Regions from separate parts of the Homo sapiens genome. Here region 1 is linked to region 2. A link is a contact called in ENCODE Hi-C data. All regions are on one chromosome and are shown on one strand. The core of a region is the stretch at or near the end of the contact, and the rest is flanking DNA. Distances in the headings are between cores, read along the strand shown.

The links. A loop is a pair of places that touch in the nucleus more often than their neighbours do.
Region 1: a map of chondrocyte shows a loop between it and region 2 (2.3-fold over the local background). The contact joins the enhancer-like site here to the promoter of LINC02923 in region 2. A Hi-C loop is called at or near these places in 1 of 168 maps with a recorded cell type or tissue (chondrocyte).

What each region holds. Positions count from the first base shown.
Region 1 is chr2:23,592,744-23,597,997 of GRCh38, reverse strand. All of the region lies in intron 3 of KLHL29 (kelch like family member 29), which reads right to left. Among named protein-coding and RNA genes, the nearest start is that of LINC02923, 210 kb to the right of the region's middle. Within about 2 kb of position 3,802, at least 7 of the 41 ENCODE cell types and tissues checked have a DNase peak (open chromatin) inside an H3K27ac peak, as active enhancers do.
Region 2 is chr2:23,386,008-23,391,378 of GRCh38, reverse strand. It overlaps LINC02923 (long intergenic non-protein coding RNA 2923), which reads left to right and starts at 4,061. Exons shown (of 6, transcript NR_187213.1): 1 at 4,061-5,371. The region is part of intron 1 of KLHL29 (kelch like family member 29); the gene reads right to left. RefSeq lists silencers at 4,314-4,363, 4,534-4,703, 4,724-4,843, 5,084-5,371.

The DNA of each region.
Region 1 (5,254 bases), core at 2,553-5,052, 210 kb before region 2:
GTTCCCTGGATGGGAAGGGGGCCTTACTCCTGGCACCAGCTCCAGAGGCATCCTGTGCATCTCTCCCACTGAGATGGAGGAGTGAGGGGGACCAGCCCAGAGGCCATGAACGGGCAGGGTTGCGGAAAGACCACAGGTCGGGGATGGGGACCAGGAAGATGCATCTTCTCTGCAGAAGAACCTACAAGAGCTCCCCATCTCCTTCCCTAGACTGAGAGCATGTCAGGGCTAGAAGGAACCTTACAGAGCCTCATTTTAGAGACGGGTGAACAGGGCCGGGCACGGTGGCTCATGCCTGTAATCCCAGCACTTTGGGAGGCCAAGGCGGGCAGATCACTTGAGGCCAGGAGTTCAAAACCAGTCTGGCCGACACGGTGAAACCCCGTCTCTACTAAAGATACAAAAGTTAGCTAAGCATGGTGGCACAATGCCTATAATCCCAGCTACTTGTGAGGCTGAGGCAGGAGAATCACTTGAACCTGGGAGGCAGAGGTTGCAGTGAGCCAAGATTGTGCCACTGCACTCCAGCCTGGGTGACAGAGCGAGACTCTGTCTCAGAAAAAAAAAAAAAAAAAAAAAAAAAAAAAAAATATATATATATATATATATATATACACACACACACATATATATATACATACACATATACATACACACACACACACACACACACACACACACACACACATATATATATATATGAGAGAGAGAGAGATAGATTGAGAGCGAGATGGGTGAACAGACACGTAGCAAGTTTGCAACCTGGCCCAGAGGAAACAATGCCCTCATCAGACTCTTCCCAGAGATGTGACCTCAATCTCTCTACCTATTATATTGGAAAAATGATAAGCAAATGCCTGCCTAATTGTACCTTTTTAAAAGACAGTCTTCCCTGAACACTTATAAAATATGTGGGCCTGGGTTTCAGAGAGAGCTTGTCCCCCAAAAGCAGAGCCCTCTATATAAAGCAGCAAGCGATCCAGCTCTGAAAAGTATTTTGCTTCTCTTTTCAGTGGGAAGAGACTTCACCATTAGCTCTATTTGATTCTAAACGCAGCCCTGAGCTTTCCTGTATCCCCAGGCACCTATCTGGCTGGGACCACTCCAGAAGTAGCACTTACATGAGTGCCATGAGTAAGAAGGAGGAAAATCTGAAAAATGGGTAAAGTATGTACCAGGAATCCCTTATTTATTTATGTCCTCCTGGGGGAACCTGTTTCTGAGATGAAGAAAATAATTTCGCCGTTGTGTGTAAGAGATGGCTCTGCCCCAGCATCGGAGTCTTCCTATCGCCCTCATTTAGAGGGAGATGCTTGCAGGATAGGGGTTAAAGGCGTGCTAAAGAGGCACATTCCCACGATGGCAGCATACGTCCCCAGACATGATGTGTTCCCGCCAGCACAATCTCATCTTCCATTATGGAGAAGGATGACTCAGCGTGAGGTCTATTTTCTGTTTAGACTTAAGCCACGTTGTGTGCAAGGACAGTGTGGCATGGCCCCTGATAAATCACAGCGAGCCTCCTAGTGACTCTGTTCTGCTCCAACGTGAGTGCGCTTATGAAACGGGTTCCTTCCTCTCCCCTGGGATGCAGCCACCAGGACACCAAGACCTCTGCTCGGAGACAGAGACTCATAGGGGCGTGTTGGTAGCTGAAGCCTGGAGGAGAACTCAAGAAAACCCTTGCAAAATGAGGTGGGCATGATTTAAATCCACTACATTTTTAATCTGCCAACAACCCTAAGGGATAGGGCTGCAGCTGCCTGGCAGGGTCAAAGCAGATGGCAGCAGGGTACAAGGCTGTTGCCCTGCCCCGCCCCCGGCCTGCCCGTCCGGCTGGCTGCCGAGGGTGCTCTATTGTATGCGGCTCAGTTCAAACCACCAACAGACCCAGCTTCTCCATGGCAACCCCAAGCAGGCCGTGCATTCCAGAGGCTATGCTGGCAGCAAATGTGGACCCAATGCCACAAAACGGTGTCCTCCTGACAAACCACGGGGAGTGTGAAAACCTTCTGGAATGCTTCTGAGGAAGAAGCCCGCCCAGGACTAGCTGGGGATGGGATGGGGATGCAGGAGAGTGATTTACAGACAGGGAGTCATGGTGTCTGGAAGGGGCATGCTGCTTGCGTGGGGAGCTCACAATTCACTGGCCTAGCAGCCACCCTGGGAGAGCTGGGATCCTGGTGGAGAGACAGCATGGGAAGGGATGGAGGAGGACCTGCAGAGGGCAGTCTGCAAGATTTGGTGGCTCCAGGGTGTCCAGATGGAGTCCCCTGGCTGTGTGTTGGGGACACTGCCTCCTAGGAGGTCACGTCCTCTGCCCCCCAAGTGACCAGGACACTGCTCCCCTCTACTTGCACCCACACAGTCACACCACAGCCTGGCAGTGCCCGCTGCCTGCCACCCTTCCTGCCCACTCCTTCTCTGCGTCCATCTCTCATCCTTCTACTGCTGACTGTACCTCTGCCAGTGTCCAGCCCCAGGCCTGTGCAGAGACATCTGCCCACCTTCCCAAGCCTTGGCACAGAGAGGGCAGGTAGGAGAACAAAGGGCTATGCCTTGGGTCAGGAATATCAGCATTTGAACCTGTCACTTGGGTTTGAGTGATCTTGGGCAAGTTAGTTAACATGCTGGGACCTCAGTTCCCTTCTCTGTAAAACAGAGACAAAAATGCTGGCTTTGGTAGGGTTTTGTGGGAGAAACGGGATAGGATTATAATACATGGAAAGGCAAATGACGTTGCAGGAAAGAAGGGTTCCTTCCCCTCTCCTTTCCACACCCCACAGCCACTTCCCACACCCCACAGCCCCTTCCCTTCCCAGGCCCTCTGCGGGTGCCTCTTTCTGGGCGCCTGCAACAGAGAACCAAAGTTAGGAAAAGTGATCCTCCAGAAATGGACAGAGAAGTCCACCAGGATATTCCAAACACTCCGTCTCTGTTGTGGTAAACGATGACTTTAATTTACAAAGCACACGAATACTAAATCTTCATGAAATTAAAAACTATATTATTTATGTGAGCGGAAACGGAAAATGGTCTGTAGCTAGCAGCTATCCTGCTTTGTAGGAGGAACACTAAAATAATTAAAACCACTCGTGCTTCAGTAATAAATAATGATAATAAATAAATGTCCTGACCTTAAGCAAAAATATAAAATTAAAACCCATTTGGTATGTAAATTCATTCAGGACACTAGTGTGTCTCCCAGCCCAAGATGATGTAGAATGGGAGCAGCATTCACTACATGAATTTTGAAAGGAAAAGTCAAAGAACAACAGAGTTGTGTGTGCATTGACTCATTATTCTACTTTAATTCCATCTAATGCTTTGTGGAGCCTGGAGGCTGGGACATTAATTTCCTGCTTTTTCTGTTTCACCAATTCCTCATGGAGACCAGGAGAAAGAATTTCAATCCTGGAGGCTGAAATCAGGGGACAGAGAAAACGGCAGGAGAGATGGAGAATTGAAATGCAGGAAGGCCATTTTTAATGTGTTTACAGAAACACGGTGAAAAGAAGTCAGCGAAGAAGGGCACTGGTGTTGGCCGGGGGTGAGCTCCTGAGTGTCTGGGATTAGAACAATCCAGGAGGAACGAAATGTCCCTGGTCTTGGGTCCAGGTGGGAGCCATTCCAGAGCCCGGAGGAGCCGGGCAGGAAGTCTGCGGGCGCCTCAGACTTCAGGAAAACGCGAATTGGTTCCAGATGGTGACACCTCCACCTCTGAGTGCCCGGCTTTACCATGAAATCGCTGCATGTTCCATGAAGCCAGCGACTCCCCGGAGCACTCCCAAATAAGGCCGGTCTGGTAAACAAGGCAACGCGCCAGGCAGAGAAAACAGAACCTTCCCACCTCTGCTGTATAATCAACTCCTCGACACCCCTGTCATTAAATCCCCTCCTCCAAGGGCTGCCACACCCAGCCTTTCATTTCAGTCTCATAACTACCTTGTGAAGTGGACGAGGAAGAGATGGTTATTCCTGTTTGATAGGCAGGGAAACTGAGGCACAAGGGCTCACAGAGAAGACATGGCAGGGAAATGATCAGACCCTTCTCCCAGGCCCGGGCTCTGTGTAATCAGGGAGGGAGGGGCCCTGAAGGAAAAGCTTGTGGACAACAAGCACGTAGGCGACACGCCTGGCCACAGGGTGCCCTGGCCCTCCCACCTCTTATGTGTAAAATGAGGGTCCTCCCTTAGAATTCACTGCCTTGGAGCTGTGCAGGCTGAGATATCTAAACTGTAAGGGCAGCCCCTGGGAGGGCTTTCCGAGGTGAAGACACTGCATTTCACAGCTGGGTTTTAGGTGTCAAGGCACAGTAGATGGGAGCAGGCTCCCTGGACCACCCTGGTCCTGACCCCACGTTCCCCGAGGGGTCTGACGTCCTTCCATCACTTCTCCTCCGCACCACTGCCCCAAAGGAGTGGTGAGAGGAACCACCCCACAGGAAAGGGAGACCCATACACATTCTGCTGTCCAAGGGGACCCAGAAGCACCAGCACCAAACAGATGCACTGAATAGATGCATCTGTTAGACACATAGGCCTGGAGACCGGGCTTGGGGAGAGTAAAAGGGCTGTGCAGCTATTCACCGCAGGCCCTGTTTTCACCCCTCTTGTATGACCACCCCCACTCTTCCACACAGAAAAGAATGTGAAAAATCCAACCCAAACCTTCCAGTGTCTGAATGCTCCCAAGCATCCACAGGGTTAGTAAATAAAACATTGGGATCAGTGACTGATTTTCTTCATTTTTGAGCCTCAGGATCACATTAGAAGTCCTGGACAGTCAACAAGCCACCAGAGGAGGCACGCTGGTGACAAAGATGTTCTTTCTCCAGCCTGCTTGACAACCTCCAGCCCAAGGACTCCCGGGAGCTGGGGTGGCCCCCTTCCCAAAGGACATCTCTAGTCTACTTCAACTTATCTAGGACCTCAATATCCCCACCCGCTCCTGCTTGCTAATTTCTGCATGACTCCACGGTGGACACAAACCACAGCACTCGAGCAGAGAACAATGAAGCCCTGAGAAGACCAGTGGGGTAGCTGGGAAAAGTCTTAAAGACCTACAAAACCAAATGGTGGAAATCTCTCAAGAGAGGCTTTTGGGTCAAGTGTAAAGTTCCTGGACCAACGTGCCTGCAGGGAGGGGACACCAGCTTACCTGCAGAAGGTCACCGGGACTTCCATTCCCCTTTGGGGGCCAGGAGATGGTCTGTTTGCTTCAACAGATTCATAAAGAATCTTGTCCTCTTGGC
Region 2 (5,371 bases), core at 2,812-5,311:
CAGGATGTCTTATACTCCTGTTCACAGCAGCGTTATTCTCAGTAGCTACAACATGGAAGCAACCCAAATCTCCATCAACAGATGAATGGACAAACAAAATGTGGCCCATACATGCAATGCAATATTATTCAACCTTAAAAAGGAAGGAAAGCCTGTCCCATGCCACAAGATGTGATAAACCTGGAAGACGTTATGCTAAGTTTAACAAGCCCATCACAAAAGGATGAATGTGGCATGATTCCACTCACCTGAGGGATCTAAGGTAGTTGAATGTATAAACAGGAAGTAGAATGGCGGATGCCAGGGGCTGAGGGAGGTAGGAATGGGGACATGATGTTTAACGGGTATAGACTTTCAGTTCTGCAAGACGAAGGGTTCTGGAGCTTGCTTGCACAACAATGTGAATGCTACGAATGCACAGTTAAAAATGGTAAAGGTGGCTCATGCCTGTAATCCCAGCACTTTGGGAAGCTGAGGCGGGTGGATCACCTGAGGTCAGGAGTTCGAGACCAGCCTGGCCAACATGGTGAAACCCCGTCTCTACTAAAAATGCAAAAAAATTTGCTGGGCGTGGTGGCAGGCGCCTGTAATCCCAGCTACTCTGGAGGCTGAGGCAGGAGAATCTCATGAACCCAGGAGGCAGGGGTTGCAGCGAGCCAAGATTGTGTCATTGCACTCCAGCCTGAGTGACAGAGTGAAACTCCTTCTCAAAAAAAAAAAAAAAAAAAGTAAAGATGGTAAATTTTATGTGTTTTTAAACCATGGTTTAAACAAAGTGACAGAACATATATTTGTGTATATATAACTATATATATGTATGTGTATATATATGTGTGATTATCTGTTTACAAATATATATATACACATACATATATCCTTAAAATGATCAGTGATTTTAAAATGTCAAAAACCTACAAATCATAACAATAGACACCTGTGAGGCCAATGGCAGCCTGTAAATGGCCTAGCGGCTGTCGTCTTTGCGCACGCTAGATCCCCGGCCGTTACAACCATGCTCGCCGTTCTTGTTCCAGCTTGTGAGTCATCATTTGCAGCTGCACAGTCGAGAGTCTCTGAACTACTTGAATTTCATGCAGATACCCTCTCGCACAGAAAATGAGAACTCTTCTCCTTTCTACCCTAAAGGTGGAAATGCTCCCAAACGATAAAATTGATTTCACAAAGAACTCTGTTGCTACTTCCAGTGATCAACTTGCCTCATCTTAATTGGCAGTTTCAGTTTTCCTGTTTTCAAGTGGTTTCCTTGAAGAAAGTACAGGCTGCATTTACTGTGGGAGAAGTAAGCCTGTGGCGGTTGTAGGAAGAACCACAGAGTTTGCTTTCAGGGTGGTCCTGATCTCAGCATTTTTGATCTAAGGTGCAGGTAAAGAATTTGGATACATCTTTCCTTGTTAACCAAAATTAAGACCATTTTCTATGGTAAAATTTACTTCAGACAAAAGTACATTCCAGGAATTATGCTACCTAATTTTTTAGCACATCAGGCGATGACCCCAGATTACTTAAGAAATAAAAACTGACTATCTTCTACACAAACTACAGATATTCTACCAGCTTCCAAACATTTGCGTGGATATGTGTCTAGCACAGTGAAAGATGCTAAGACAGGCCTGGGAAACATATGATTTATCTGTTTAAACATATATTCCGCCCCCCCCTTTTTTTTTTCTGAGACTAGGTCTTGCTCTGTTGCCCAGTACAGTGGCGTGATCACTGTTCACTGCAGCCTCAACTTCCTGGGCTCCAGCAGTCCTCCCATCCACTAACACATTTCTTGTTCTCCAGTCCTCTTACACAGTAACTGCCTTGGTTTATCCTCATTCAGCACAACTAAAGGCTGGATTTCTTATTCATGATGTTTCTTCCTCCTCCTATCCCCAAGTAGGCACTTAGTTGACTGATTACAGAATCACAAAGTTGGTTATAATTCCATTTCTTCATCTGACTTTGAACTTAAGTGTTCCAATTACTTTGCCTGATCCTAATAAGTCAGTAGCGTGCTAATGCTTGCCTTGATATTTCTGAAATATACAGGGTTGTGATTAGCATGGGATTGCATCATTAGAAAGCTAAGTTGAAAGTGGGTGAGCAAAATCATCACTCGCATTTAAGTAAAACTGCCTGTTCAGTGGACTTACAATGTTACTATGATCCTAGGGGCACTATATGCTGTGACTAAATATATATTGTATTTGGAAAATCCTCTGCTGTTCTGAAAACTTCTGGCTTTGACCACTACTAGAAAAGACCCCAGGACAGACCTGCTCTAATATAGTCTCGAAGTCTCTCCAAGCCAGATACAACCGATGACACAAAGAATGCCTAAGCCATAACAGTACTGGGATTTTAAAAAAAAAAAAAAAAAAAAGAAGAAGAAAGAAAGAAAAAAAGGAAGGAAGCAAAAAGGAGGAAGGAAGGAAAAACTTTAGTTAGTTCTGCTGGACTGAATTGATGTCTCCCAGCCAAAAAGTGAGAAAGCTTTACAGTAAGCCTGCTGAAAGAAAGAAAAAAAAAACCCATGTACACATACATATCAAATGAGATGCCAAAAAATGACATTAGTATTAGGGGTGCCATTTGAGTTGATGAAAAAAAATTAACTCCTTTATATCTGTATGTAGCTGGGAATAGTGTAGGCTTTTAGAAACTAGCAGGAAAAAAGAAGGAGATACTTTAAACTAGGAATGGTTTGTAGCCAAATCAATTGATAAAAGAAGGAAAAAGATGGCACAACTAAAATTGATGCCAAAGATTTATAAGGTTGACTAAATAAAAATGAATGGATCACCATGGAAATGCATGAATACTGAAATAGGCAAGATTTGAATAGACTAATGATGTGCCTCACTTAAACTGACAGGTGTTGATAACAACGGTGACACTCAATCCACACCAACCGCCACACTTCCAACATGTTTATTCCTAGAAAACAGGCTGGATTTAGAGGTTCCTTTGGTAATAGTTTATAAGCAAAATGCATTTTCCGGTCTTAAAGTGACTGACTCAATGCTCATCTACTGGAAAAACAAAAAAAAGGTTTTTATCCATTTTGTTCCTAGATATGAGGAGCTGCAGTTAGCAAAAGTCATTCTCCTGGGCTCTACTAGTCTTTGTTTCAATAAACCTCCCACAAACCTGAATTCTCAGTCTTGCTTGTCTCCCACACTGAGTACTTGAAGTATGACCACCACTCATTAGAAACATAATTAAAAAGACACAACACTAGATCCCCACCCCCCATCACATTCAGATGAAAACCAATAACCCTTAATCTATTTGTTACCATGGCTACCATAGGATATTTTATTTCAGTAAAACTCTAGGTATTTCGTTTGGATTGCTGCTTGCAAATGAAAGTTGGAGACCTATAAATTTCCATAACCGAGAGACCGAGGAGAAGAAAATGTTTTTCTTAATCACAGGCAAATATGGTTTATAAGATGTTTGTGCAGAAAAGTTATTAAAATTGGTTAGATGCATCAGCCCATAAACCAATTTAAATGCCATTAAATTCATATAGAGTTTAAAAGGCACATGTGCTAGTAATTCCCTGATTTATAGCAGGGTGATAAATCAAGTGCACTCCAGCACAATGTATGGGACGGAGACTATTCATCAGTAGCACACAGCTCCATACCTGTATAAACACCTAGATTATGGACTAATCAAATACACGCATGCCAACCAGCCTTTAAAGTATTCACTAGTGCTTACTGGACATGTTTTCTCTAAGTGTCGGAAAGAACAATCTATAAAATTGTTCATTCTCCTCCCTCACAAAAAAATTAAAAAGCTCTATACCTTCTTTCCATAATAATAATAATAATAATAATAATAATAATAATAATAATAAATCAGGAATGAGGTGGGACAAGTCTGCTGTCATTCATCTGAAAATGAAGCAATTCCTCAAATCTGCCCTCCCAGGGCTGAGTTAGTGATAAGACCACACGGCGAGGAAGAAACTCTGTAGTGACTAGACAGATGACTTTAAAGAGACTGAAACTAGTATAAATACAGCCGTAACCAGGACAGATCTGTCATTGCAAGAGGAGTCCGAATCCCAGCGTTGCTGGACTGGAGAGAGGCTGGAACCTGCAGCAGCGGGCCGGGATGCCGCTGAGCTGCCGAAGTGGAAGTTTCGCAGGCAGCAGCAGCTCGGCGTCCTCCACGGTCTGGTCCCTCCAGCGCCGAGGTCTCGCCTAATGCTACATAAATACCTGCGTCCACGATTCGCCCGGGGCGCGCCGCGGCGCAAGCACGGGAGGGAGGGAGGAGAACGTTTGCAGAGCGGCGGGGATGGCAGCGGCGGCGGCGGCAGCTCCTTACCCATCAGCATCTCTGGGGGCCCGCGCGAGGGCCCGCCAACGGACCGCGTCTGCCGCTTGGTTCCACAGCCCAGGGACGACAACTGGCTTCTCAGCGGGTGGACCCAGGCATCCGAGACTCGCGCGTGGCCGCCACCCCCTCCTCCGAGACGGCTGGCCGCAGGCAGGCAGCGCGTCCCCGCCTTCCCCAGGCAACGCAGAGGCGACCTGCCCTAAGAGCCACCTCCGACCTACCCCGGCTCCCAGCCCCGCGCTCCGGCCCCAGGCGAGCACGTCCCTCCCTTGGGGCCCGGGGCCGACGCTGCCCAGCGCGGGCACCCGCGCGGCGACCGCAGATAACCCTAGCGCTCTCAGCCCGCTCCAGGCCACGGAGACCGGGACGCGAGCCCTGGGCTCCCCCGGCCCCCCGAGGCCATCGGGGCGCGCGTTCACACTCCCACACTACACATCTCCAGGTCCACCCTGTCCCACACATCAACAACCCCTCCCCAACGACACCACCTCCTGGCCGCTTCGCCGTCCCCGTGAGCTCTCCTTTCCGCGTCCCCCCACAACACGCTGGCACCCACAAGGTGTCAAGGGAAGTGTGCGTGTGTGTGTCGGGGTGGGGTGGGTCACAATAAGGTCTGTGCGGGTTCCCTCCCGACGGTTTTCGAGCTCATCTACCTCGAAAGTTACTTGGGATTGAGTAAAGAGACCCAGTCCCCAAATGCGAGATCAGAGGACGCGAGGGGCAGAAAACCCCAACCTGGCTTCTCGCTGCACAGAGGCGCGCACCTCCCCAAAGGACAGTGCGCGCGGCCGCCCCTGGGGGCCAGCCCTCCGTCGCCTCCAGGTCTCCTGCCCGGCCGGGGCCCTGGGCCGCTCAGGGGAACGTGGCCTGGAGAGGGGCGCGCGCCGCCGGGCCCAGCAGGGGGGCTGCTCCGGCCAGGGGTCACACAAGCCTCCAGCACCTCCGAACACCGTGACAGTGGCCCCAGGCAGCCCCGGTGCATACACACCCGGGGGCAGGAAGTTTTTTC